Regions from separate parts of the Mus musculus genome. Here region 2 is linked to region 1. The links are chromatin loops, found by intact Hi-C in ENCODE. Cell type or tissue: heart. All regions are shown on one strand.

Evidence for each region. Peaks named below come from ENCODE experiments on the same cell type or tissue, not always from the same donor. Only the 100,000 strongest peaks of a DNase experiment are listed, where the experiment ranks them.
Region 2: it touches region 1 in a loop (2.1-fold over the local background); 3 of 42 quality-filtered maps call a loop at or near these places.

The regions. Positions count from the first base shown.
Region 1 is chr6:52,153,994-52,161,993 of GRCm38, reverse strand. Hoxa1 (homeobox A1) reads left to right here and starts at 3,677. Exons shown (of 2, transcript NM_010449.4): 1 at 3,677-4,427; 2 at 4,905-6,627. The coding sequence starts at 3,773. The coding sequence ends at 5,260. It overlaps Hotairm2 (Hoxa transcript antisense RNA, myeloid-specific 2), which reads right to left and starts at 5,092. Exons shown (of 3, transcript NR_146400.1): 1 at 5,012-5,092; 2 at 4,016-4,104; 3 at 3,465-3,704. It overlaps Hotairm1 (Hoxa transcript antisense RNA, myeloid-specific 1), which reads right to left and starts at 3,470. Exons shown (of 2, transcript NR_131181.1): 1 at 3,308-3,470; 2 at 1-63. In heart, no CTCF peak of the experiment used is centred here; DNase peaks (open chromatin) are centred at 1,683, 2,483, 3,083 and 3,623; H3K4me3 peaks cover 5,362 bases; H3K27ac peaks cover 4,193 bases; H3K27me3 peaks cover 7,809 bases.
Region 2 is chr6:52,082,458-52,090,457 of GRCm38, reverse strand. No RefSeq gene overlaps it. Among named protein-coding and RNA genes, the nearest start is that of Halr1, 16 kb to the left of the region's middle. In heart, a CTCF peak has its summit at 4,218; a DNase peak (open chromatin) is centred at 3,967; H3K4me3 peaks cover 450 bases; H3K27me3 peaks cover 5,924 bases.

The DNA of each region.
Region 1 (8,000 bases):
CACCCCCATTTTCAGTGTGGTTGATTAATCTCCCAGCTGTGGATGGGTTCAGGAAAAACAGACCTAAAAGACAGAGGAAAACAAAACAAAACAAAACCACGGTTACTAGCTGGGAAATGCATGCCAGGAAGGGCTCTTTCCAGCCATCCCAAGATTCTTGCCCTCACCACACACACACACACACACACACACACAATCGATATTTAATCCTTAAATCTGTTTACATTGCTAATAATAAATCATTAAAGGTTTGAAGTCAGGTTAGCAAGTGGAGATTTTAAAAGTGTTTTTGCACCCTAGATTATTAATTAACCCAGTTTATTAGACAGAGAAGGAGCACTTTAAATGAAATATCAATAAAATGTGATCTAGGGTATGTTATTGGGCTGTTCTGGTTTTTTTCCTTCTTTTGTCTCCTCCCACTATTTATTTATTTATTTATTTATTTATTTATTTCCCTTTCTGGGTTCTATTCTGGTGACTTACCGTGAGAAACTGCAGCAACATGTGCGTGGGGGGGGGCGGTGATTGATGGAAGAACCCAGTTCTTAATAGCAAAAGCTTGGGAATTACAATGAAACCTCGGACTTTATTCAGGGGTTTGCTCTCTACCTTCCCTTCACCCTCTACTCCCCTAATCCCTCAGCAGCCTCCATATGTGGGGACTGTGGTGGTTTTCAGGCCCCAGGCTCTGAGATCTGAGCAGGGTGTCCGGGCTGTGGCCAGGGCTGCGCAGTTCCTGGATGTGATTCGTCCTAAGCTCATAAATCAAACGCTTTCTATGAATGAGAATGTCATCAAAGAGATCAATTGCAGGAACACATGCACAAATAAAAATCCTCTTACGTATTTGCCGGGGATCCCCGTCCGAAAGCATTAAGTTAGAAGGCGTTTAGTCATAATTCATTTTTATTGCTCTTTTAAAACAACAGCTTGGCTGAGCCGCGGATGCCAAGAACGGCTCCGGGCCTCGGTTTGTCTCCTCCTCCCTCATTCTCTTTCCAGTAGAAGAGCCCTGAAAAGAGGCACTTGGAGCCAAGCATGCCGCTTGCAGAGGATTATTTCACTCATGGCCCAAGCTCGCCTTTCACCCACTCTCCTGGGGCTATTTAAAGACACTTCAGCTCGATTCCTGCGTGGGTCGCTGGCCTCCTTGCTGCTCAAAAGACCAAAGGTCTCTTACCCTGCTCAGTGGCCTTCCTGATTCCTCTGGGGTGGGGGCTGGGAAAGAATCTGAGCTGCATAAGCCTACTGCTCCGAGCTCCGGGTGAGCCTCCTCGGGAAAGCTTGGGCCTGCAGTGAGCAGAGGCCGAGCTGGTGGTTAATGGGGCAAGGTCTGCGGAGGCCCCGAGCGAGCGCTGCATGCGTGCGTTGTGGGTCCAGTAGTGTGTTTGTGTTGCTGATGAAAACACCCCACGTAGGCTACCCAGAAAAACAGGTGAAGAAAGAGGGCTTGGGGGAGTGAGAATTAGCAGAAGGGGAGCGGAGGCCTGGGGGTAGCTTTCAGGCAGGCGTCCTGGAGCCTGTAGGTTAATGCAAATCGGTACCAAGGGGGCCCACAGACGCCCCCTGTACCCCCCCCCGTCCTCCCCCCCCCCCCCGCAAGAGGCAAGGGGAAGAAGGAATGAACTGCCTTCTGCTGAGAGAGGCCCTCACCCGCGCTCACAGCATCAAGCCTCTCTCACTTCCTGTTCCTGACTCACAGGAGTCCCTTCTTTCCTCTTAGCGGGAGGACTGTCCTCCCAAAAGACTCTACTTGGATGGTTTCCCAGAAGAAGAGGCTAAGGCAGGACACTTCCCGGGTGCTCCTCCCTTTACCATGCTTTGGGGCGAGTCATGGGTCACAGAGAAATACTACTCCCCGAAAGTGGGTTGGGGTAAGTGTTCAGTTGTCACTAAGGGGGACCAGGGACGTAGGTCTGCTTAGGTTTCCAGGAGGATGGCCAGGTTTGCTGGGGGCGGGGTTGAGAGGTGTGGGGGAGGGGACAACTTCTACGTGTGGAGAAAAAACACAACCCAGAAGCCCGAAGAGTGACTTTGCATTCTTCTTCCCTTCCTATAGAGAAGGGATCCCCCCAAACTCACACGTAAATTACACTGTTAATTTCATGCCTGATATAAAGCTAGAAACATCGAGAAGAAAACTTGTGCAGAACTGTCTGCACGGTGTTTTTTAAGTGACCGCTGAATTTCTCCTCCTTAAGACTATGTCCATTCTCATCTCTGTTTGGCCTTTTCTTTCTCCAAGCTTAGAGTTGACGTGACATCTAATAGTAAACAGCAATTACTGACACCATCAGCATCATTGCAGGACAAGGTTGATGGGAAACAGGACCCCTGTCCTGGGATGATGCTCACATCTGCACGTGTCTCTCTGGGGAGTGACCTGCAGGTTCACACAAGCCCGTTGGAAAGGGTCCCATCCACTCAGTCATCTGTCCCTCCCACCTGCCGGTCCTCAACACCCCCCATGCCCCAGTCCACACAGGCAATAGGGGATGGTGGGAAGGGGGGGCTCTTCCACTCCTAACTTGCCTCTCCTGGAAGAGAGAAACTCGACGGGGGAGGTCTGCATACTTTTTAGGAGTTGCCTGTTATCTGCCCTTCTGAGGCCTACCCTAGAGTGAGCATGCTCCTGGGTCTCTAAGAGTTGGCAGATGGCCTGCAGCTCAGGCTCGGCCCTCACGCCAGTCAGCCACGTCTGCTGGCGTCAACAATCTCCTTTGCCTTCTACTCCTTAAACTCCAGTAGCAGAGTTGCCCCGATTTTGCAGGGCTACCAAGAGCAAAGCGACAGAGAAGGAGAGAGGGCAGAGAAGAGAGTGGACACCCGGCCTTTCCCAGAGAGCTGGGTTCGTAGCCCCCCCCACCCCCACCCCCACCCCCGAATCCCGGGACCCTGGGGTCGAATTACAGAAGCTCCCATTGCCATGCTATTGGCCGGCAGGAATCAGGGAAGAGGGCTCTAAGACCCTTTGGATGAGGACAGAAGTTTCTTTTCTTGCTTTGGTCCCCAGCACATTCACCATGGTTCCTCCCAGTCAATCCTCTGCGCACGTCCCTCTACATTCCGAGGCTGGCGAGCCAGTGACGCAACCTCGCCCTAGGCGCCGGGATTCCGGGCTCAGGTCTCTTGCAGGGGTTGGGTAGTGGCGGCCGCCCCGAGCTGAGGGCGTGGTGTCTGTTGGATTCCCACCCTTCCCACCCCGCGTGCTCCCAGCTCCGCCAGGGTCCTTGCGACCACGCAGAGATTTTCGGCCCACAAGATGCCCGCCACAAGAGAGCCAGGAGGCCTCATCCCCTCTCACCTCTTGCCAGTTCAGCTTTCTGGGCTGGGTGGGGAAGGGGCCGCGGAGGGGGCCTCCCATCCCCCCACATCTGGTGGCGGAGGCGCGCAAAGCCGGGCGCGCGCAGAAGGCAGTCTCGACTCCCTTTGGTCCCAGTGCTCCAAGTCAGCTCCGGGAGCGGCCGCTGCTACCGCCGCGGCCCGGGCTGCCTGGGGGGGCGAGCGCGCGTCACCTACACTGAGGAGCGCCGGGGATTTAAATGCCACTGAAACGGTGATCCATCACGGCCGCAGCCGGTAAACTTTCGCAGGCGGCTCAGCCATTGGCTGGTAGAGTCACGTGTCCTCCCCTCGAGCCCTCCGCCTGCCCGCCCCGCCTCTTGCGCACTGTACATTCATATCATTTTTCTTCTCTGGTCCTATGGAGGAAGTGAGAAAGTTGGCACGGTCACCCAGGGCTTCGCAGGATCCAATCACTCAGTGACAGATGGACAATGCAAGAATGAACTCCTTTCTGGAATACCCCATCCTTGGCAGTGGCGACTCTGGGACCTGCTCGGCGCGAGCTTACCCCTCTGACCATGGGATTACAACTTTCCAATCCTGCGCGGTCAGTGCCAACAGCTGCGGCGGCGACGACCGCTTCCTAGTGGGCAGGGGGGTGCAGATCAGCTCGCCCCACCACCACCACCACCACCACCACCATCACCACCCCCAGACGGCTACTTACCAGACTTCTGGAAACCTTGGGATTTCTTATTCCCACTCGAGTTGTGGTCCAAGCTATGGCGCGCAGAACTTCAGTGCGCCTTATGGCCCCTATGGATTAAATCAGGAAGCAGACGTAAGTGGTGGGTACCCCCCGTGCGCTCCCGCTGTTTACTCTGGAAACCTCTCGACTCCCATGGTCCAGCATCACCACCACCACCAGGGTTATGCTGGGGGCACAGTGGGCTCGCCCCAGTACATTCACCACTCATATGGACAAGAGCAGCAGACTCTGGCCCTGGCCACGTATAATAACTCCTTATCCCCTCTCCACGCCAGCCACCAAGAAGCCTGTCGTTCCCCTGCTTCAGAGACGTCTTCTCCAGCGCAGACCTTTGACTGGATGAAAGTTAAAAGAAACCCTCCCAAAACAGGTAAGTCCTGCCGGCTGACAGACAAATGCTGTTCGATTTTTGAAAGGGGCTGGCACACCTAGTTTCCTAGGAAAATGAATGATTTTTAAAAGATTGGTTCTTGTTTATGTCTAATGTCATCTAGAGTTGTAGTGAGTGGTGTAGGGTGCCCAGGTGTGCAGAGGCAAAAGCGTTTCACAGGGGCTGAGGTTTAAATGGTCTATAGTTAGATAGTGTGCGGGGAGTGGGAGGTGGTGATGGTGGTGATGGTGGTGATGGTGATGTCCTGTTAATATCTACAAGGCTCCATTAATCACGAGCCTGATCACACTAATGGTTGACTTCAGGTTAACACTGCTTACACATCGTCACTGGCGCTTCCCGATAGGGTTTGTGCTCGCTGAGTAGTTAACCGAATATTGCCTCAAGCTTGGGGCAATCTGGATAAAGGTTTAAGATTTTTTTTTTAATCTTTTCTCTCTTCCTCCCCTACCCTAGGGAAAGTTGGAGAGTACGGCTACGTGGGTCAACCCAACGCAGTGCGCACCAATTTCACCACCAAGCAGCTCACAGAGCTGGAGAAGGAGTTCCACTTCAACAAGTACCTTACACGAGCGCGCAGGGTGGAGATTGCCGCGTCCCTACAGCTCAATGAGACCCAGGTGAAGATCTGGTTCCAGAATCGCCGCATGAAGCAGAAGAAGCGTGAGAAGGAGGGGCTCCTGCCCATCTCCCCTGCCACTCCTCCTGGCAGCGATGAGAAAACGGAAGAATCATCTGAGAAATCTAGCCCCTCGCCCAGTGCCCCTTCTCCGGCATCGTCTACCTCAGACACTCTGACTACCTCCCACTGAGGCTACTCCAGCCCAACTCTGCAGCCCAGGCTTCTCCCTGGGCTGGGATTTCTTACCCAAAGCACATTCTTAGCTTATCTTCCTTTCTTTACAGACTCTCTCTTCCTTTCTCGTCCCATCTGGGGAGCTCCTGGCCAAGATAAGGTATTTCCAGAGAATTCTGGAGCCTTGGTTGGAAGTTAACTCCTTCATCCACATCGGGTGTCCACATCAATTGCTGATGGCTCCCAACATCCTTTCCTTCACTGTTGTGAGATTTTTTTCTCCCCACAACCTATGATTCCTTTTAGATGTCGGCTGGAGAACAGTTAGTTCCCTTTGCCATCAGACATTTGCAGGAAGGAGGCATCTCTCCTTTTATCTATGTATTGTTCTTCTCCACCTAGCCCTTAAGTAGGACATAGAGGAGAGAGAGTGTCCAAAGACTCATGAAGAAGAGATGCACTGTGTTTACACAATTAATTCACCCCCTAACTTAGCTGGTTTCATGTGTGTGAGTTTGCTGGTTGTAAATGCTTTCCCGTCAGAGATTTATCTTTATACACATTTTATAGAAATATGTAGGTCACTAAATCAAACAGGGTGGACAAATTCTCAAAACTGGTACAGTTCATGTGTGATTATGGGCGAAAGAAGAAAACCTCTTTCATTCAAACAGAGTCAGATGCCTCAGAAGTTGGCCTCAATTGGTTCTTTCAGAGTTAAGAAGGCCTGCCAAGCACTTTGCCTGTGCCAGGTCTTCCCAAACTCTAACCAATTCTTCCTGCTTCTCTGGCCACCCTGCATTTAAAAATCATGCTGGATCATTTGTAACCCAAAGGTATTCATTCTTTCAGTCACCCTTTCCTTCCACACTGTCTTGTATCATGGCTGGATCCAGTGTATTTCCAGCTAATTGTTAATGTGATGGATGGCACAATGAATGTATATTTTGTGTGATTCGTGACTAGTCTTCTGCATGTCGCACAATGTTCTGATGTCCCTGAAATATCACACTGAGTTCTATCAGTTATTCTTTGTGAGCCTATGATAGTCTCCATTTACTGTACAATCATGAACAGCTCTGAGATCCTGGAGTGATGTGGTCCAGAGCAGAGTTTACGGGTCTTAAGATGTCTGTAATAAAAGTATTCAAGTTTTAGGTATGCCTAAGCATCTTGTGTATTTGGCTGGACTACAGTGGTTGCTTACTACTAAGTTGGCCCATTTCACATGGGGAAGGGAGGGTGGTGTTTATTTTCAAAGAAGTAGGCTTTCCTCTGTCATGAAGCTTGCAGCTTTCCCTGGAAGAACATTTTCATCCAACCTATGTCTATTTAATGCACCGAACTTTTTACAATAACAACAGCTCTTTTTTTATTATAATCAGAGTTCAAACTGGAAAAAAAACAGTAAAGAAATATATGACAGAGATCTCTATTTGCAACAAACATGGATACTTCCTGGGTCAAGTGCTAACCTTTTCACCTCCAACTGAATGTTGACATAAACATAAACCCAGCCCCTTCAAAAGCTGAAAACTGTCTTCAGTCACTCTTTCCTCACATTCTTGAACCCAGAGCAAAGAGACTCACATTTAATCAGCTTCAGTATGGTAAGGATGTAAGGATGTCCCCGGTTCCTTTTTTTTTTTTTTTGATTGTCAGGCTATATTACCTTTTAAGTTGATGGTCTGTTCTCAATAAAGCCTTCTTTTCCCTATTTACATCAGCATCCACCCCTCCCAGCAGTTCCTTACATCTCTGCCTTGCATATCTTATCCCTTAAGATTCAACTTTCATTACCACCATGGCTGTAAAGGGTCTAGGTACATTTCTAATTCTGTGCCACATAACCTGGAAAGCGATTTAGATTTACACTCTCTTCTCCAGAATCAGACTCTTCCAGGTGAGCTCGTGGAAATCAAACCAAGTGTTTGTATATCCAAATTGTTTCAGATTAAGGCATGTGTCAGATGAGAGGAAATCAACATATGACTGAGTTCAGCATGGCTCTTCTAGACCTCTTGACAGTTTGCTATTATTTTTAACATACTTCTGGGCTTAAGCAACATTTTCTGACCTTTTTTTCCTGGTTGCTGCTAGGGATGGAGTTTAGGGCCTTGTGTGTTCTAGGCAAGTGTGGGACCAAGGAGCTGAGTCTTCATCTTCAGCTTTCACATGTATTTTGGAGGCATTGATCCCTAAGAGCAGAGTGAAAAAATCTACAGTATCACAAATACAGACATGACTTCCCTTTCAGAGGATGATATGAAAAGATGGGCTGGGGAGAAAGAAAAAAAAAACCTTAGAATTTACAGGCCTTCTGAAAGACTTCTGAGATTTTCTACATATCCCTGTTAAATGGTGGGAGCAGTTGCTGCATGCATACCAAGGGCACCGGGCACCCTCCCCTCAGCTGCTGGCTTCTGAGATTGCCTGAAAAGATTCCAGTGGATGGTGAGAACTTCAAAGACAACACCCCTTTCTTTCATTTCACCCGCCTGGCTATACTGTATCTTTTGTTTATTAGTGTAAGGCCACAAAGCAAAACAGATGGCTGCTTTTCAAATACTTTAATGTGTTAAAGTGTCATTTGCATACCACTCTCTTGATTTCAATATCTGAAAGCCCCTTCCGACCTGCAGGAATCCTAGAGATTCCGATCTTCAAGGTGCTGGTTTTAATGAAGCTGAGAGGGAAGAAAACGATAAATTATGCCTAAATATCCCTAGCCTTTCCTAGGTCATAGAATAAATCAG
Region 2 (8,000 bases), 72 kb after region 1:
CTTTACTTGGAGCCGTGGGGCAGCTTGTCCTGAGTAGTGTCCTTTCAGGATAAAAGCCATGGATATAGGGAATGAAGGAGGGATAAGGTGGAGGAGGGCAGGGACTTAGAGGAGGGGTCCGGTGAGCCCAGGGGACAGTCTCATTCTTCTTTCCTCTCCATTCTGATGCTTGCTCAGCTCTCGAAATTCCCCACTTATCTCTCTCTCCCTCTCCTCCCTCCCCCACCCCCACTGTATGTGTGTTTGATTGTGTATATGTGCGTGTGTGTGCTTGTGTGTGTGTGTGTGTGCTTGTGTGTGCTTGTGTGTGTGTGCGTTCGTGTGCGTGTGCGTGTGCATGTGTGTGTACCTTTGCCTCAATCTATGTGTAGCGTTCAGGTTAACTTTTGGGAATCAGTTCTCTCCTTCTCCCATGTGAGCTCTGGGGTTGAAATGTGTTCAGGCTGTTTGTTTGTTGGTTTGTTTGTTTGTTTGTTTGTTTGTTTAATCATTTCTTTATACCAGAATGGACACATAGATTTTTTTTGTTTTGATTATAATCTATGTAAGTTGTTTATTTTGTTCCTCAGATGGCTTCCCAGTCAGGGTTGGCTGTTGGTGGATCTTCTAGCTGACTTCTTCAGCGCTGTGACCCTCTCACTGTAGGGTCTTTAGGGCACTTCTTTATTCTCTGGCCCCACTGGACAATCAAAACTCATTTTTTTCTATTTCCTGACTCTGATCTGAAGTCACCCACTACTCTCCAGCTTACGATGCAGGCTCCAAATGTGCAGTTGCTGCCTGAGTGTTCTCTCTCCTTCTATCGTGCCATTTGATACAAGAATTAAACAATGATTCTGTTTGTTTGTTTGTTTGTTTGTTTGTTTTTGGTTTTAAAGACAGGGTTTCTCTGTGTAGCCCTGGCTGTCCTGGAGCTCACTTTGTAGACCAGGCTGGCCTCAAACTCAGAAATCCGCCTGCCTCTGCCTCCCGAGTGCTGGGATTAAAGGCGTGTGCCACCACGCCCCGGCTTTAAATAATGATTCTTTAACGGGAGCTTCTGGGTTCCTTTTGCTCTCATTATTAGTGGGATAATTTACATAGCAACAAACCTAAAACTGAAAAATGGAAAAAGTGTTCAAGTCCAGGTTATTTAATTTTTAAACCATCATATATGAAGGGATTTGACTAAATGGTGCAGAAAATAATACCCAGTGTCGGATGAGGCTTTGCCAGGTTTCATTCCAACGACCTGATAAAGGACGACAGTGCACTTAACTTTCAAGATGGCTTCAGATAAGACATAAGACTGTGATTAGAAGTAGTATGGGGGAGTTTTTATATTGAGTGTTGAGAGACGAGGATAGAAAGAAAGTTGAAGCTGGGTAGTGGTGGTGGTGCATACCTCTAATCCCAGCACTCAGGAACCAGAAGCTGGTGGATCTCTTAGTTCGAGGCCAGCCTGGTCTCCAGAGTGAGTTCTAGGACAGCCAGGACTACACAGAGAAACCCCATCTTGAAACAAACAAACAAGTGGGAAGAAAGTTAGGAGTATGTGTGGGGTGCCTGGCCTTGAATCCTAGGCTGCATTTTATAGGCTGAGATGGCTACGTCTCTCAGCTTGGGTCCCAGAACTCTGGCTCAGGTCTGTGAGGGGATGCAGAGGGGACAGACACTGGGGTCAGGTGGGCTGTGCATACTCTGATGGAGTGGCACCAACAACTCCAGCAACCTCGAACTTCCCTGTGTTTATTATGTCCGGCACAACAGGAGCTTGCTAGTCTCAAAAGGAGGTATCCGTCGGTGAGCCCGCTTCAGGGTGTAGACATCTGGGAGGAGGAAGCTGCTGTTGCTGCTTTGCACACACTGTTTAATCATTTGCTCATCCCAGGACAAAAGGAAGACTTTTGTCACTCGGATCCTAATTTCCCAGAGGTCAAGGCCTTGGTCTTTGACATGGCGTGCCCACATCAACACTGAACGTTTGCTAGGGGACTTTCATCTGCTCTTTACATACTCACTCAGCACTTCCTGTGCTCCCCGCATGTGGTGGCTATTTTAAGAAATCAGACCCATTTGTCCAATGTCCTATAATACATATTGGAAATATTACTTGGAGTGAAGCTGGCCACGGGTGGGCAGTGAAACAAACAGTAACGGCTGGCCACTCAGGTTGTTGACTCCATTAGGGGTCAGGGACTGGGGCGCCAACTGCTTCTCTGTCCCTTCATCGATACACACGCTCATTTGCTTTATTGCCTTGTGGACATGGGTGTTCAAGTAAATTATAGGAGTATTTTAAATATATTGTATGGGATTAAGTCTGAAGTGGACTGTACTGACTCATTTGCCTTTATAACACTCTATTACTATTAGATTTGAAGCAGTGCTAGGAAGCCCGGGAGGAAGCAGAGAAATGTTCTCCATAACCTAATTGTCTCCGAGGACGATCTCATGTGCACGCATAATCTCATTGTCCATGGCTGGAAAATTATAGGAGAGTGAGAACAATTTTGAAGCCTCAGGCAGGAAATAGTAATAGATCTTAGTCTTTAAACTGGCACAATAAATATTGTCCAGCTTGCATTTTCCTTCGGAGTTTGTGTTATTTGTTATTTGTGGGAACCCCCTTTACCGTGACGGTCTCCGGCTACTTTTTACTCCGTTTGTTTCTGAGCTCAGGTAAGATGCTTAGTAGGCCAACCACACACTGGACGGATAATGATTTATTACAGAGACAATTTGCTCTGTCCCAAGCCTTGGAGATGGAATTCTAATCCTTTAAAATTCTTCAGTGTTTTCACAACCCACCCTTTTACCCCCCGCCCCCACTCCCACCCCTTTTTAGGACTGTAGCTTTTTCCAGCTGATTCTGAATCAAAGTGCTCACATTGGTCACCTGCAGATGACATCTGTCTAGTAGAAGTACTCGCTGTATTCATTAAGACCGGTCTTAGGCGTTTGCTCCATTGTATGAGCCTTGCTTTTTAAGATTGAATGTCACTTAAGGGAGAAAACACAACCACCAGGACAATTCCATCTATTTTTAGTTTCTGACTGGTTTGCTTATTTTATGTGTACGAGTGTTTTGCCTGCATGCACGGGTGCTGTGCACCACACACGTGCCTGGTGCCCAGGAAGTCAGAAGAGAGTGTTGGATAACCTAGAACTGGAGTTAAGGATGGTTGTGAACCAGCATATGGGTACTGGGACTTGAACCTCAGTCCTCTCTCTGCAAGAGCTACAAGTGCTCTTAACTGCTAAGCCATCTCTTCAGCTTCTAAATAACTGCATTTAGCAGGCATTCTAGAAGAATTTCACAGTAGGGTACTAAAAAAAAAATCCTGAAACATCTTTTTCTGCCTATATTATATATCTTTCCTGTGAAATAGATCAAAGAGAGCAGCAGTTCCTCCGGAGGTGTGCGGAGGGCAGGGCAGGGAGCTTTTGGATGAACACAATCTGAGAAGTGGTTGGTTATCTCTTCCTGCCTTTTCTAGCAAATGGCACAAGGTTTTAACAAGTGATGTGGATAGTAAGGACAAAAGACAGATCTGGGTTCCAGATAAAGAGGAGAGAAGGAGAAAGTCAGGTCTACCAACCCCAGTGATGAAATAGCTGTATCAGGTCAGGGCAGAAGTAAGGCTTCCATAGGTAAGTTATGAACTCTTTAACTGCTTATTCACGTAGATGTGTATTTTTTCTATACACAATACTACTACTTAGTATATGATATTATTACTTAATAGTTGTGGTAGTAAATTTTTGGCACATGGATAAGAGGTGACATTTGGCCTTTTTATGGCATCTGATTTTTACATCCTCCAAAGTGGCTGGAGTATCCCCTGGAAGATTCCCTATTGTTTCCACTCACAAACAAAGCATTGTGGTGACGGCCTTTTCAGTGGGTGTGTGATATGGCAGGAAAGCACTATGCGTCTTCGTCTTCGTCACTTCCCAGCTTCCTAAGCATCACAGCGCAAGTCTTTGCCAGATGTGAGTGGAAAGGAAGGGGCCATGAGGACATTCTCCGGCTGGCCTTGGACAATGCTGACAGCACGTATCAGCCACTCAGCACTTTCCCAAGTAGCCGCTGATGCCCGGCTACTCAACTTTAACCCAGGAAAAGGAGGTCATTTCAGGAAAGAGACTACACATCAAAGATGGTGCTGGCAGTCCTCGGGAGAGGTCATCGTCTGATATTTCCTTTAGCTTAGTGTCAGCACCCTCTTCGGGGAGTGAAACGCAGTGCTTTTCTGTCAAGGCAGAAACTGTGTGTAGATCCATCATTGCAAGCCGAGAGGAAGAAAAGCTTTTATCTCATGGCCTTGGAAGAAATCATGAGCATAAGCGTTTTCTACCACGTGTTAGGCACTGTGCTGGTTTCTTGCATAAACTGTCTAACTTAATCCTTACCATAATCAGAGCTACACCTCATTTTTTCTCTCCAGATAAGCTTCTTCCTCCAGTAGACACTGTGATTAAAGCGGCACTTATTTAAAATTACATCCTGTCTCTGACCTATGCTTTTTGATCATTGTTCCATATTACAAAATATTCTGTCTGACCTCCGCTTCATTAGACTCAAACATGGCGTGCTCCTTTTGTACGTCCCCTGATTTGCTGTCATATTCTACTATGGGTAATGAAAGTAGGAAATGACTGCCCCGGATTCTTCCCTTGTACACTTAGGGATACATCTGTGTTCATTTCCACAGCTTTGTCTCCAGGCCAGACCCCCTAGAGGATTGTGGGTTAGTGATCCCCAGCTACACCCACAGCCTAAAGCCTTGCCCCGTGGCTGTTACCTACAATAACAAAAGGTATTCTGAAGCTGTGATTAGGGCAAGGCTACGGACATGGGGAGACTACCCTGGATCATCACTGTGAGTCCAGAACAGCACAGTTTTAAGAGGGACACAGGAGATTGAGAGAAAAATCAGAGGAAGGCCCTGTGATGATGACAGAGCTCGGGTGAAGAACTTGAAATTGGAACCATGAGCCACAGAACACAGGCAGCGTGAGACAATGAAACCGAGGCAAGGAGACACGCTCGGATCCTTCAGAAACAATGAACATCTACTATGTCCCACTGATACCTTGACTTCTGCCCAGTGAAGCTGACCTAACACTTAAAACCTCTGGACTGTAAAAAAGATAGATGTATACCATTGTCTTAGTTTGGGATGGTATAAAGAGACGATCATAGATTTGGTATTTAGTTTTCTCAGTTCCTTAGCTCATGAAGGTCAAGACCAAATTGCTCGTAGATCTAGTGTCTCCTGATTTAAATAAAGATGCTATGTTCTCCTTGGTTCCCTACATGAAAGCAAAGAAAGAAGAGGCAGGCTCTCTTGTCTCTTCTTGTAAAAGCATTAAAGCCTCCATGAAGGCTTCACACTAATGGCCTAACTACCTCTAAAAGGGTTCCATTTCCAAATATCGTCACTCTGGGATTAAGGTTTCAACATGTAATTTTGGGGGCTCTGAGTTCACAGCAGTTGTTTTAAGTCACTAGGTTTGTGGCAATTTGTTATAGCAGTGGTGTGGGATGAACGGCATAATGTGTAGGTCTAGAAGACAGCTGGACAGAGCTATCTAATTGACGATAGCACCAAACACATGATGTTGCAATTGTGAGTTTTCAAGATAGCTTGTTCTTGGTCAGCCAGTCATCACCTGTGACTCACACTGTGGTACCTCTTCCTAGATGCACATAGGAATGAGACAGCCTTCCTCTGGCAACCAGCTACTCTCCATTCTTGGAGTGAGAAGGACCTTGCTGTTGAGAGAGGTCTTAGGAAGGAAACTCACCTTTGATTTACCTCCAGCTGTTTCAGCTCTGAACCTCATCTTCTCTTGCCCTTGCTTGTTCGTTAGGGTATGGTTACCATAGTAACAAGTAGTAATGAGTAACAAGGAACAACAAGGAACAAGAAGAGGGGCTTGCTAGTTCTTCCCTAGCCAGCATGGGAGAGTGAAAGTGATGGACCTTCTCTCTTGGGACATTTCTGTGGTCCAGACTCCGTGCATTTGATATTTAATTGCTGCTTGCAATCGGGAGTTGCAGAGAAGGTTCTTGTAGGTTCTAGATCTAATTGGAAAGAGCTATTTTAATGTAAGGAGAATGATAATCTCAAAACAGCACCTCAGAAAATAAACGAAAGCTATAGTGGACAAAGAGGAATTTTAACAGAGTATTGACTTTTAAGGAATATTTTAGTATTAACATCAACTCTAATCCTCAGCTAAGAAGTAGGTGTTATGTTAAAAATATTTATGATTGTCAGGAAATCTATATTAACATTCACATTTCAAAGAATAAAATGCATTATAATTCAGCCAGCAATGAAGCTAAATTTCACACCATTTATTTATTTGAACTCTCATGATTCAGATTTTATCCAGGATTATATTGACCTGTGGAGGAACTAATTAGAAGACCCCTTTCCCATCTCTCTTCCTCTTTCCTTTTTCAGCATCTGAGATTAAACCCAGGACCTTGTACATGCTGGTATGTATTCTGCTAGTAGGCTGTATCCATTTATGTATTTTTATTTTGAGATGAGGGTCACTAAATTCATCTAGGCTGATATTGAACTTGATCTGCAGCCCAGACAACCTATGCTGCAGTTGAGATTATAGGCCAGAACCACTAGGTCTCCTGGCTGAAGAAGGCCTTTTTAAACACTGTTCTGTCTGTTGTCTGTCTGTCTGTCTGTCTGTCTGTCTGTCTGTCTGAGATAGGGTTTTACTGCTGTGAACAAACACCATGGCCAAGGCAAGTCTTATAAAGGACAACATTTAAATGGGGCTCGATTACAGGCTCAGAGGTTCAGTTCATTATCATCAAGGCACGAACATGGCAGCAGGCAAGCAGGCATGGTGTAGGAGGAGCTGAGAGTTCTACATCTTCATCTGAAGGCTGCTAGCAGAATACTTGCTTCCAGGCAACTAGGAGTAGGGTCTTAAAGCCCACACCCAGAGTGACACACCTACTTGAACAAGACCACACCTCCTAATGGTGCCACTCCCTGGGCCAAGCATATACAAACTATCATTCTATTACTCTGTCTGTCTATCTATCTATCTATCTATCTATCTATCTATCTATCTATCTATCTCCACATATCTATTATCTACATATCTATTCATCTATCATCTTCTATCTATCTATCTATCTATCTATCTATCTATCTATCTATCTATCTATCTATCTACCTACCTACCCACCCATCTTTCAATCATCTATCTGTCTGGTGTGAATGGATAGACGTGGGTTGCCCATGCTATGGTGCTCGTGGAGGAGTGAGTTCTCTCCTCCCATTCTGTAGGTACTAGAGATAAAACTACAGTGTTCAGACTTGACAGTGGGTACCTTTACCCACTGGGCCATCTTAATGGCAAGAGGGCCTTTCTTTATATTTCTGCCTGTCAACACCATGGGCTGTGAATTTAATGTTTTATTGGCTCTGAGTAATCAAAAATACTTAAAAACATTTCCTTGTGATCTCTGTTAGAAACCTAAAAAAGAAAAATTTCTTATGTTTTATGTGTGGGGGTGATTTTCCTGCACGTACATCTGTGAATCATATTCATGCCTTGTGCTCAAGGAGGCCAGAAGGAAACTCCCTAGGACTAGAGTTAGATTGGGAGCTGCCATGTGGGTGCTGGGACTCGAACCAAGGTTCTTGTGCTCTTAACCACTGAGCCAACTCCCTAGTCCCATTTTCACTTTACTGAGACTCTTCTGAGCCTGTGTTGGACTTCTCTCTCCCTTTCCACCCTCAGAACTTTAAAGTGGTAAGGCTGAGTGGAAACTGGTTTGTTAATCTTCAGTGACATCTTAATTTGAAATTGCAGTCTTCGAGTACACACATTAATAGTGCTCTTTAAAATGCTCTGTGCCTTCACATACTCGATTACAAAGTTCCTGCTCAGGCCAAGTCCCGCTCTATGCCTGGAAGTGCTCCCCCTAACCTTGCTGGCATTTCTAAGAACAATGTTACAGCTCGAGGCAA